Regions from separate parts of the Homo sapiens genome. Here region 1 is linked to region 2. The links are chromatin contacts, found by Hi-C or POLR2A ChIA-PET in ENCODE. All regions are on one chromosome and are shown on one strand. Each heading gives the region's core, a stretch centred on a gene start or an enhancer-like site at or near the end of the contact. The rest is flanking DNA. Distances are from core to core; before and after follow the strand shown.

What was found. Hi-C counts contacts between places; a loop is a spot of excess contacts on that map. ChIA-PET counts read pairs that join two places held with the same protein, here RNA polymerase II (POLR2A). Pooled maps may share reads with other maps.
Region 1: a map of cardiac septum shows a loop between it and region 2 (2.1-fold over the local background). The contact joins two enhancer-like sites. A Hi-C loop is called at or near these places in 1 of 168 maps with a recorded cell type or tissue (cardiac septum) and 1 of 50 pooled maps. POLR2A ChIA-PET finds 5 or more read pairs at or near these places in 4 of 52 experiments (H1, Panc1 and WTC11).

Annotation. Positions count from the first base shown.
Region 1 is chr2:201,981,990-201,987,011 of GRCh38, reverse strand. No RefSeq gene overlaps it. Among named protein-coding and RNA genes, the nearest start is that of FZD7, 49 kb to the left of the region's middle. Within about 2 kb of position 1,716, at least 3 of the 41 ENCODE cell types and tissues checked have a DNase peak (open chromatin) inside an H3K27ac peak, as active enhancers do.
Region 2 is chr2:201,931,697-201,936,126 of GRCh38, reverse strand. No RefSeq gene overlaps it. Among named protein-coding and RNA genes, the nearest start is that of FZD7, 100 kb to the left of the region's middle. Within about 2 kb of position 2,271, at least 3 of the 41 ENCODE cell types and tissues checked have a DNase peak (open chromatin) inside an H3K27ac peak, as active enhancers do.

The sequences.
Region 1 (5,022 bases), core at 467-2,966, 51 kb before region 2:
TGCATGTGACCACGCCTGGCTAATTTTTGTATTTTTAGCAGAGTCAGGGTTTCACTGTGTTGGCCAGGCTGGTCTCGAACTCCTGACCTCAGGTGATCCGCCCGCCTTCACCTCCCAAAGTCCTGGGATTACAGGGGTGAGCCACCACCCCCGGGCTAATTGTTGTATTTTTAGTAGAGATGGGGTTCCACCATATTGCCCAGGCTGGTCTCAAACTCCTGTACTCAAGGGATCCACCTGCCTTGGCTTCCCAAAGTGCTGGGATTACAGGCCTGAGCCACTGTGCCTGGCTACCAAATCCATTTAAAGTGGGCACAAACCATAATATCCTCATTGTCAGTTTTCAAATGAAAACAGCTTTAAAATATCCCTGAAAACCCCCAATAGGGTCTTCTGTTTATTGCCCACGTGTGTGCGCTGGTATTTCACGTGCTCCTCTATCACTGGTAAGAGCTAAGGTGGTGCAACTCCTCACAGGTGGAGAAAATGAAGCAGAGAAGCTTGTGTGACTCACTTAAGGTCATCTATGTCGGCGCCACTTCTCAGACTCCAGCTGTCCTCATATCCCCAGAAATGCTTTTTCAGGTCAACAGTGCCTTTAAGTCCTTGGATTCCAGCTGGTAATAAATTTTTCCTGCCATTAGTTAATAAAGGAAATAGGGGTTGCCTAGAAGCAAGCAGATATGATTGGGAGGAAGCTGAGGAAACATTCTAGCACCTCTGTTTTATTCTTTGTCTTCAGAGAGAAGATTCTATATCACATACAAGGAAGCAGAGCATTCAGTGACAAGCCCTGACTCTACTGTGGCTGAGTAACCACCCAGTCACTCTGGTTGTTGGTGAAGACTCAGCATTGCCCTGGCACTTTAATCACTGGGGTCCCGGGGGCCCACAGGGCTCAATATCTTACACATGCAGTTCATGTACCAGCTGTTGCAGGAAACAGGTTCTCTGGAGTTTAAAAAAGAAAGGCAATTTCTCTAATTTGGATCAGGCCAGGTAAAATGGTGGCTGAGGCTGTCCCTGTTCTGGGTCTCAGGAACTCAGAGCAGGCGTTCATAGGTCACGAGATTGGCATCAGACAAGAGTAGATAAATAGAAAATTTTTTTCCGGTACAAATACAGGTCTGTGCGGCCCCGTGTCACGTTGTACCTGGTTATATGTGCTGAAGTCTCTGAGCTACTCCCACAGTCAAGCTGGTCACAAATCGGATTGGGCCTCATTTTCACCCTGAAGGAAACTGAGGCTGAGAGTTGCTGAGGCCTGCCCTAAAGGTTGTGGCAAGAGACTCAGCTGGAGGTGAGGTTCCTCTCCTCTAACCTCAACAGGACTCTCCCCACTGGTACGCTACAACAGCTTGGAAGGTAATCGCACTTGTCAGCGTGGGCTTTCCGGAATATGTGCTGCTCATATTCTGGGAAGGGCAGGCAGCGGGGGTGAGGGTGAGACAGGAAATCTTTCTGGAGGCTCTGAAGCCATTCCGGTTTTGGAGCATCCCCAGCAACTCCCACAGAATCAAGCCTTTTAAACTGCCTTTTGGAGAGGTTCGACTGAGAGCAAGGCTGCCTCAATCTGCTTCTGCCCAACTTCCTTTCTGTGAGGCCCCACAAGAGGACTAGAGCAGCGCCCCAGGGAGGATGCGAGGAGAATGGGCTGATTGAGCGATGTGGGCACAGGGCTGGCTGGCTGCCACCGTGCTGTCTGTCAGCAGGCTACAGGGTGGCTTTTCTTCTTGGTTTGCTTGCAGAGCCAGGGAGGCTGGGTGCCAGGGAGAATATTTTCTTTGTTTGGGAAAAGCCGTGTCCATCTGGCTTGCTCTGTAGCCTGTAGCCTCTCGCCTGAGAAGCTTTCCTGCCACTGGACATGGATCCCACTGGCAGGGTCTCTGCTGTGACCGACAGAAGATGCCGGCCCTGGGAGAGGCAACCAGTGAGGGCCCTACACAGAGCATGCCTGCGCCTGGACTGACCCAGCCTTCAGTTCATCCACCCCACAGACATTGGCTCAGGGTCTCCCCTGGTGGAATGTGGACCATGGCCTGTTGTTACAGGCTCAGGTAGATTGTCGACAATGGTGCTCCAGTATTCTCGGCCTGGGGGAGCTTGCATCCTGCATAGCCCCTTAATTTTTGCAGATGAGGACACTGAGACTCAGAGATCTGAAATAGCTTGTCCAAGGTCACACAAGAAAGCCAGGTTCAAGGCCTGGCTCCACCACTGCCTTGTCTTGTGGCCTTGAGCAAGTTCCTTGGCCTTGCTGGGCCTGTTTCCTAATCTCTGAAGGGGGATAAGTACCTAGTCCACAAGGCTAATGTGGGAGTTAAATGAGATGATCCAGCTGAGGGCCTCATCAAAGGCCCTCTGCTCATGGGAGGAGTCCCGTACAGTCCACCTCCATCTCTGAATCTGCATTACCCTTGTTTTATTATTGTCATGCAGTTGGCAACAACCACTACAATCAAATGAAGACCTCGGAAGCCAAGGCTGTGCAGCTGTTGCACAAAGTTCCTCGAAAGTCCCTCTTGCCTTCCATCCTCCCCATGTTCCCACATGGTAGAGATGGCAAGTCTCCTTTCTTTCATTTTACTGATGAGATAAAACTTCAGTCAAAGATGTGTCCTAAACCTGTGCTCTCCACTTCCTGGTTTCCCTGCTCTTTCTGTCTCCACCTGCTGCCAATTAGAATATTCCCACTGGTAGGATATTCCAGCCATGAGGGCGCTGAGTGTGGGAAAGAAGGAATACCCCCTCCCACCCCAAATCAATGGAAATCACCTCAGCATTCTTCTTACTGTTTTCTATTTTTTCTTGGGTTCATCTCCAGGGGCTGCGGGTTGGGGGCTAAGGACTGGGGGTCCTTGACTGACTGCACAGGGCTGGATCTGACGGAGCAGATAGAACGCATTTCCCAGCTCTGGGGCTGTGGCCAGTGACAACTTTAACGGCAAAGAATTACCATCAATTGTGTCCTGTGGCTGAAGGGATTTATGGACATTTTATGTGACTCTATGGACACAGACCCAAGGTTCCAACTGAACAGAGCTGGGAAGAAACACAGTGGCCCTTGTTAAACGGAAAGAATGAGTTTAATGTATACAGGGAGAGGGTAAGGGGTGGCGGTGGGGAGACAGAAGGAAAGGAGGTTCCCCGTGTTAAATATTTACAATTTGGGACTTGGGTCCTGTATTTCCAAAGGTGGTGGCAGGAGGGTGATTTCCGTAATATATTCCTCCCTCAAAACCCACCTTGCATGAGAAACTGCAGCAGGCACAAAATATTGCTCATGAATATTAATCAGTAAACTCCCCCTGCCAGTTGGGAATGGGGGCTGGTACTAAAATACTCCCTCCCCAACCCCCAAAGGCAAACAGCCCCCAAGGAAAACCCTGAAGCCAGCTCCCCAGGCTGACAGCAGAAGTATTCCTGGCCGTGGGGTCAGAGGGCATGGCCAGGGGAGGGGTCAGCTTTGTTTCCACTGTGTGTTGGTGAATGCCAAACCTTTATGGAACTTTGCTAGCTGTGTTTTGGGCTATTTAGCTGCAAAACCAAAAGATTTATTTTTTCCCTCTCTCTCCTTTTGGGTTTTGTCTTCCACTGGCAGCAGTAACATATGCAGGTCTGGAGGCCGTTAAGGCAGGCCAGGCTCTCTCCCATCCGAAGAAAAGAAAAGACAGGTCTTAATTAAAAGAGAACCCAACATTTGTAAAGCCAGCACAAACATTCCCAACATCCACCACCATTGCTTCTGTGATCTTTTCAATAGACAAAGGAAAAATGAGTGGCATGGGAGGCATCTTTCATGATACATTTTATCTGTACAACCTGTTACCTTTTTTTTTTTTTTTTTTTTTTTTTTGAGATGGAGTCTCGCTCTGTCACCCAGGCTGCAGTGCAGTGGCGCCATCTCGGCTCACTGCAAGCTCTGCCTCCCGGGTTCACACCATTCTCCTGCCTCAGCCTCCCAAGTAGCTGGGACTACAGGCACCCACCACCACACCCGGCTAATTTTTTTTTTTATATATATTTAGTAGAGACGGGGTTTCACCGTGTTAGCCAGGGTGGTCTTGATCTCCTCACCTCGTGATCCACCCGCCTCGGCCTCCCAAAGTGCTGGGATTACAGGCGTGAGCCACTGTGCCCAGCCAACCTGTTACCTTTTATAAAACATTTCCACAAGCTCCAGTATCTACTGCTATCTTTGCATCAGTTCTGAGAAGGGGCTTATGGTCCGCTTTTACAGGTGAGAAAACTGAGCCTTTTGACTAACTTCATCAAGATTACAGGGATTTGGAAGAGGCAGAACTAGCACTCCAGCCCAAGTTTCTGTCTCCAATCACAGATATTTTCTCAATAGATCAACTAAGTGATGTAATTAACTTCTCTGGATCTCATTTTTCCAAATCTGTCAAAGAAAGCTGTTGCCTAAGTTCCATTCAAATCTTCTGAAGTATTCTTCCTGGTCCTTTATAACAAACAGTCCATCAAAAGGGTGTCGAAGCATGATAATATGAGAAGGAGTCAAATTGTGTATCTCAGTAGCATTTAGGGTTTTACATTAAGTCCCCAGCGTGTGACAAAGATGGGATTTGTTTCCATGCTGCTCTCAAACACCAGTCAGGATGGTTATAAAATCAATCTGGAATATCTCCCATAGAGGCCCTCTGGCATTTTGGATGTGGAAGCTGCTTCTAGCATTGTCAGGTGTCTAAAAGTATGTGATTTTAGTCAAGAATACCATCCTGTTTTCAATACCATGATGCTGTTAGTGAAAATGTGACTATGAAGTATACTATTGGTTGTCCGTACATAGATTGTACTTTAAGGAGTGTATTCATGGCAGGGGTTTGGGGCAGGAATTTGTGATTAGGTCCTTTGTGAGGGACAGGTGACAGGACATAGCAATGCTTAGGCTCAAATCATCTTTTTTTTGTTCTTGGGTAGGAAGCTATATCCCAATTTACACAACCCAGATGAAAGTGTTCTGGTGACTTTTTGGAGGCCACCAGGATATGTGTTTAGAGT
Region 2 (4,430 bases), core at 1,022-3,521:
ACGGCAGCCCTGCAACTAGGGCATCTCCTGCACTTGGGAACCATCTGAGTTTTCTGTGGCTGCTATAACAAATGACCACAAATTTAGTGACTTGCAGGAATACAAATTTATACTGTCACACTTCTGGAGACAGGAAATCTGAAATTAGTTTCAGTGTGCTAAAGTCAAGGCGTCAGCAGGGCTAGTTCCTTCTGGAGGTGCTAGGGGAGAAGCCGTTTCCTTGCCTTTTTCAGTTTCCAGTGGTTGCCTTTATTCCTTGGCTTGTGGCCTCTTCCTCCATTTTTAAAGCGCATGACTCCAAGCTCTGCTTCAGGCCTCCTATCGCCATCACTTCTGTAGCCACATCTCCCTCTGTTTTCCTCTTATAAGGACACTTGTGATTACATACAAGGCTCACTCAGACAAGTTCAGGATAATCTCCCCATTTCGAGATCCTTAACTTAATCATCTCTATTAAGTCCCTTTTGCGAGATGAGATAATGTTACAGTAGGTAGGCAGGCAGGGATGAGCAGGAAAAGATAGGGCCCCCACCCCAACCAGGAATGTCAGGTAACCATTAGGTGATGGTCAGGCAGTTGTTAAACTGTCTCTCTAAAATAATAATTAGTCACAGCCAGCACTAAGAAAAGGCAATTTTCCATTAGAAAGAAAACACCTGAAGTGGGTGATCAGCAGGAAGATCTCAGGAGTTGGGTGAGTGGACTTGAGCATGTGCACTAAGAGGCAAAATGGCGGAGTTTAACTGGTATGTGACCTTCCTCTACACCTGACTGGTAAGGGAAGAATGCCTCAAGTGAGCATGCATACAACTTCAGTGAACACACTGTGCATGCAGCCCTTCCCAAGTGCTGGCCAGCCACTGTACATGCGGACAGCCCACCCCAAGGGAAGAATCAGGGGAGAAGGAGTGCAGACCCCGGAAGCATGCTGATATGGTTTGGCCGTGTCCCCACCCAAATCGCATCTTGAATTGTAGCTCCCATAATTCCCACGTGTTGTGGGAGGGACTTGTGGGAGATAATTGAATCGTGGGGGGCAGTTTCCCCCATAATGTTCTCATGGTAGTGAATAAGTCTCATAAGAGCTGATGGTTTTATAAGGGGTTTCCCCTTTCACTTGGCTCTCATTCTCTCTTGCCTGCCACCCTGTAAGACGTGTCTTTCACCTTCTGCCATGAATGTGAGGTCTCCCCAGCCACACAGAACTGTGAGTCCATTAAACCTCTTTTTCTTTATAAAGTATCCAGTCTCAGGTATGTCTTTATCAGCAGTGTGAAAACGGACTAATACATGTGCCAACGTATAAAGCCGCAAGTCACAGATCAAACAGTGCAGTTGAATCGCTCGAGTTGCCTACTTGGCCCTCTTCCAAGTGTACTTTACTTCATTTCATTCCTACTCTAAAACTTTTTAATAAACTTTCACTCCTGCTCAAAAACTTGCTTCTGTCTTTTACTTTCCCTTACGCCCCCTCGTTGAATTTTTTCCTCCGAGAAGGCAAGAATTGAGGTTGATGAGAGAACCTGAACAGAACAGAACAGAGACCTGTTCCGATTTGCTGCTGCCAACAGTAACACTCACACGTTCCAGGGATTAGGATCTGGGTATCTTTGGGGGCCTTTATTCAGCCTACCACAGGAATCAAGTCATAGGGAAGCTTGGTTGGGCCACGCCACACTCAGGGGCCTGCTTCTCTCTGCCTTGGACAATGGCTGTGCCACCAGGGGAGACAAAATGTACCTCTCCTCAAAGGGCTCCAGGGCTGCCCTGTGAGTTGCATTTTGTTTTTCCTGGTGAACTCTTTCTCCTAACCGTTGTCATTTGTCAAAGGCGGCAGGCAATCAAAGTCCTGGCCACATTCATCTTGCCCTCCCTCTCTTCCTCCAGGATGCAGGCCCATGACAGCTATTGCTGCCAGCCCTGGGCCCCCCACAGCCTGACATATGAAGGCTGTGAGGATGCCCAGTTGTTGGACCTGGCTCTGCTCCAGGCTGTCAGCCCTTCCATTAGTAGGAAGCAGGTCAGAGCTCTCTCTAAAGCTTCAAAAACATCGCCCCAGCCGTTGGACAGACCGGCAGTCACTTGAGCCTGTGGTAGGTATCCAAACCTCAGGAAAGTCTGTCTCACACAGGCCTGAGCTGGGCTTCACAGAGGAAGGGCATTATGTCAGTGAAAACAAAATGAAACCGCAGGGTCCTGCTTGGTGGGGCTTTGTTCTGCCAAATCCTTCAGGCTACCCGGCTCTGCCCGAGCCTCCTCCTCACTGTGCCAGGACATTCTTCAGTGACTTTGCAAGAGCAGGACAGCTGGCTTCCGGGGAGTGTGAGAAATGGCTTCAGAGGAGCATCCTCTCTGGAGGGTGGGGGAGAAAGAAAAGGGGAGAGAATTCTCATACCGGGAAGGTGGGAGGTAGTTCTTGTCAGGATCAGGATGAAATTGAGATGTTGCTCTGGCTGTTATTCATGAGTGACTATTTGGGCTAAAGTATTAATTTTTAATAACATGAAGGATGAACATGTTATAACTACCTCTAAGTAAAATCGAGATAGGAAAGAATAACCGCAGATGCTGGGAAATGGCTTTTTAAAACATGCATTTTCTATGGATAAATATAAGTCTGTATGCATTTATCCAATGCCCTCATGTGTGCAGAAATGTGAACATACTTTACTAATTCAGGTTAATTGGGTGAGATGCCTAAGTGAAATGTCTGAATTCATATTTTAATAAAGAAATGCAGTTTTATTATTTTCAAGAGCTTTGAGTAATGGGGCTAACAAGATGTTACCTAGGAGACATATTTATGGATTTATTCTTTAGGTAGAAAAGACTCCAATTTAGAATGCAGCAATTGGAGGGCAACGCTGGCAAATTGAAGGTGTGTTCTGAGTGCAGGTGGGGATGTGTTGGAGGGTTTTGATTCATAGAAAACATTAACTTGTATTAATCATTCTGGACATCAGTGCTGCGGTTTTAGGCACCAGACATAGCCATCCCCGCATGCCTCCCTACACACACACGCACACACACACACACAGGCATGCATGCACTCCATAGCATGTAATTCTGTACCAACCATGACACATCAAAGCAGAAAAAGACCTTTTCAGTCATCTGGTCAACCACTGAACCCATGAGGAGCTGGAGGGGCAGAGAGGTGAGGTGACTTGCCCAGCAGCCCACTAGAGAGTGAAAGAACTAGAATTGGGATGTGCATTCCCACTCCCAGATCAACTCTCTTTCCTCTTTTACTATTGCTTCTGAGGCATCCACAGCCACATTAGGGAAGGGGAGAAAGAAAGAGGGTGAGAGAAGAGAACAGAAGAGGCACAGATTTGGGGAAAGCAATGAATCATCTGACTACGACTTCTAATTGGATTTGGAGTGTTATTCCGTTTGTGCCTGCGCTTCCCTGCTGGGAAGCCAGCCCTGGGTCTCTGGAGCTGATACAGCAGTAACAGCAGCAGTTGCCATTTACTCAGTGTTTGTTCTGTGCCAGACACTCTTCTAAGCACTTGACATGGATTAACTCACTTAATCCTCAGAACAGGCCCTTGAAGTAGGTCCTGTTACTAAGCCCATTACATCTGTGAAGAAACTGAGGCAAGGAGAGATTAAGGGTCTCATCCAAGGTCATAAGTGACAGAGCCAGGACTCAAATCCAAGCCCTCTATCTTCAGAGCCCTCTCTCACCTGGCACTACTCTGCCCTAACCATTTTGCTCTACACTAGACCTCCCAATAAATGGCACAAAATATTAGCCCTTCAGCCACTGGCTGCCCAGGCAAGGACTGGAGTGGCTGGAGCCACTTGGTTAGTTGCAAACAACTTCATTTGTTTGCCCTGGGGTGTCTTATGTTGTATTATTATTTTCTCCGTGTGCCATGGCGTGAGGAATGTTGGAAAGTGCTGCCCTATTCTGTAATGTAGTCACGATGGATGATTCAGTTAGTTTCGTGCTTTCTGGCTAGCTCAGAATAAATTAGCCACAGGTTTAGCCCTGCCGGCTGATGATTTAGCCTCCCAGACTCCGCTCAGTCCTCTGGGAGGCATCTCATAAACACAAGGGAGAGAGGGCAGGAGTGTGTCTGAATCTGCATCAACACCTCACCTGCTAGAAAGGCTGTGGCACATGTGCCCTCTGGGAACAAGTCGGCAGCCTCATCTGCATCTATGGACAGGACTTTCCAATGCAAGGAGAAAGCATCAGGAGCCGGAGTCGCACAGCAGCCTTGATTCCTCTAACCCTGGGTGGCAGTTCCTTTTCAAAACAATGTTGACTTCTCACCCTGACATACAGGGGTGCCTGCATTTTGTATTGGCATTGCAATGTTGTGTTCTTTTGGAGAACTACGTGTTCTGGAGATGTCAGGGTTAGAGGAGTCAGCAATTATGAGCTTATGAGATAATGACACGTGTGTTTAGTGTGA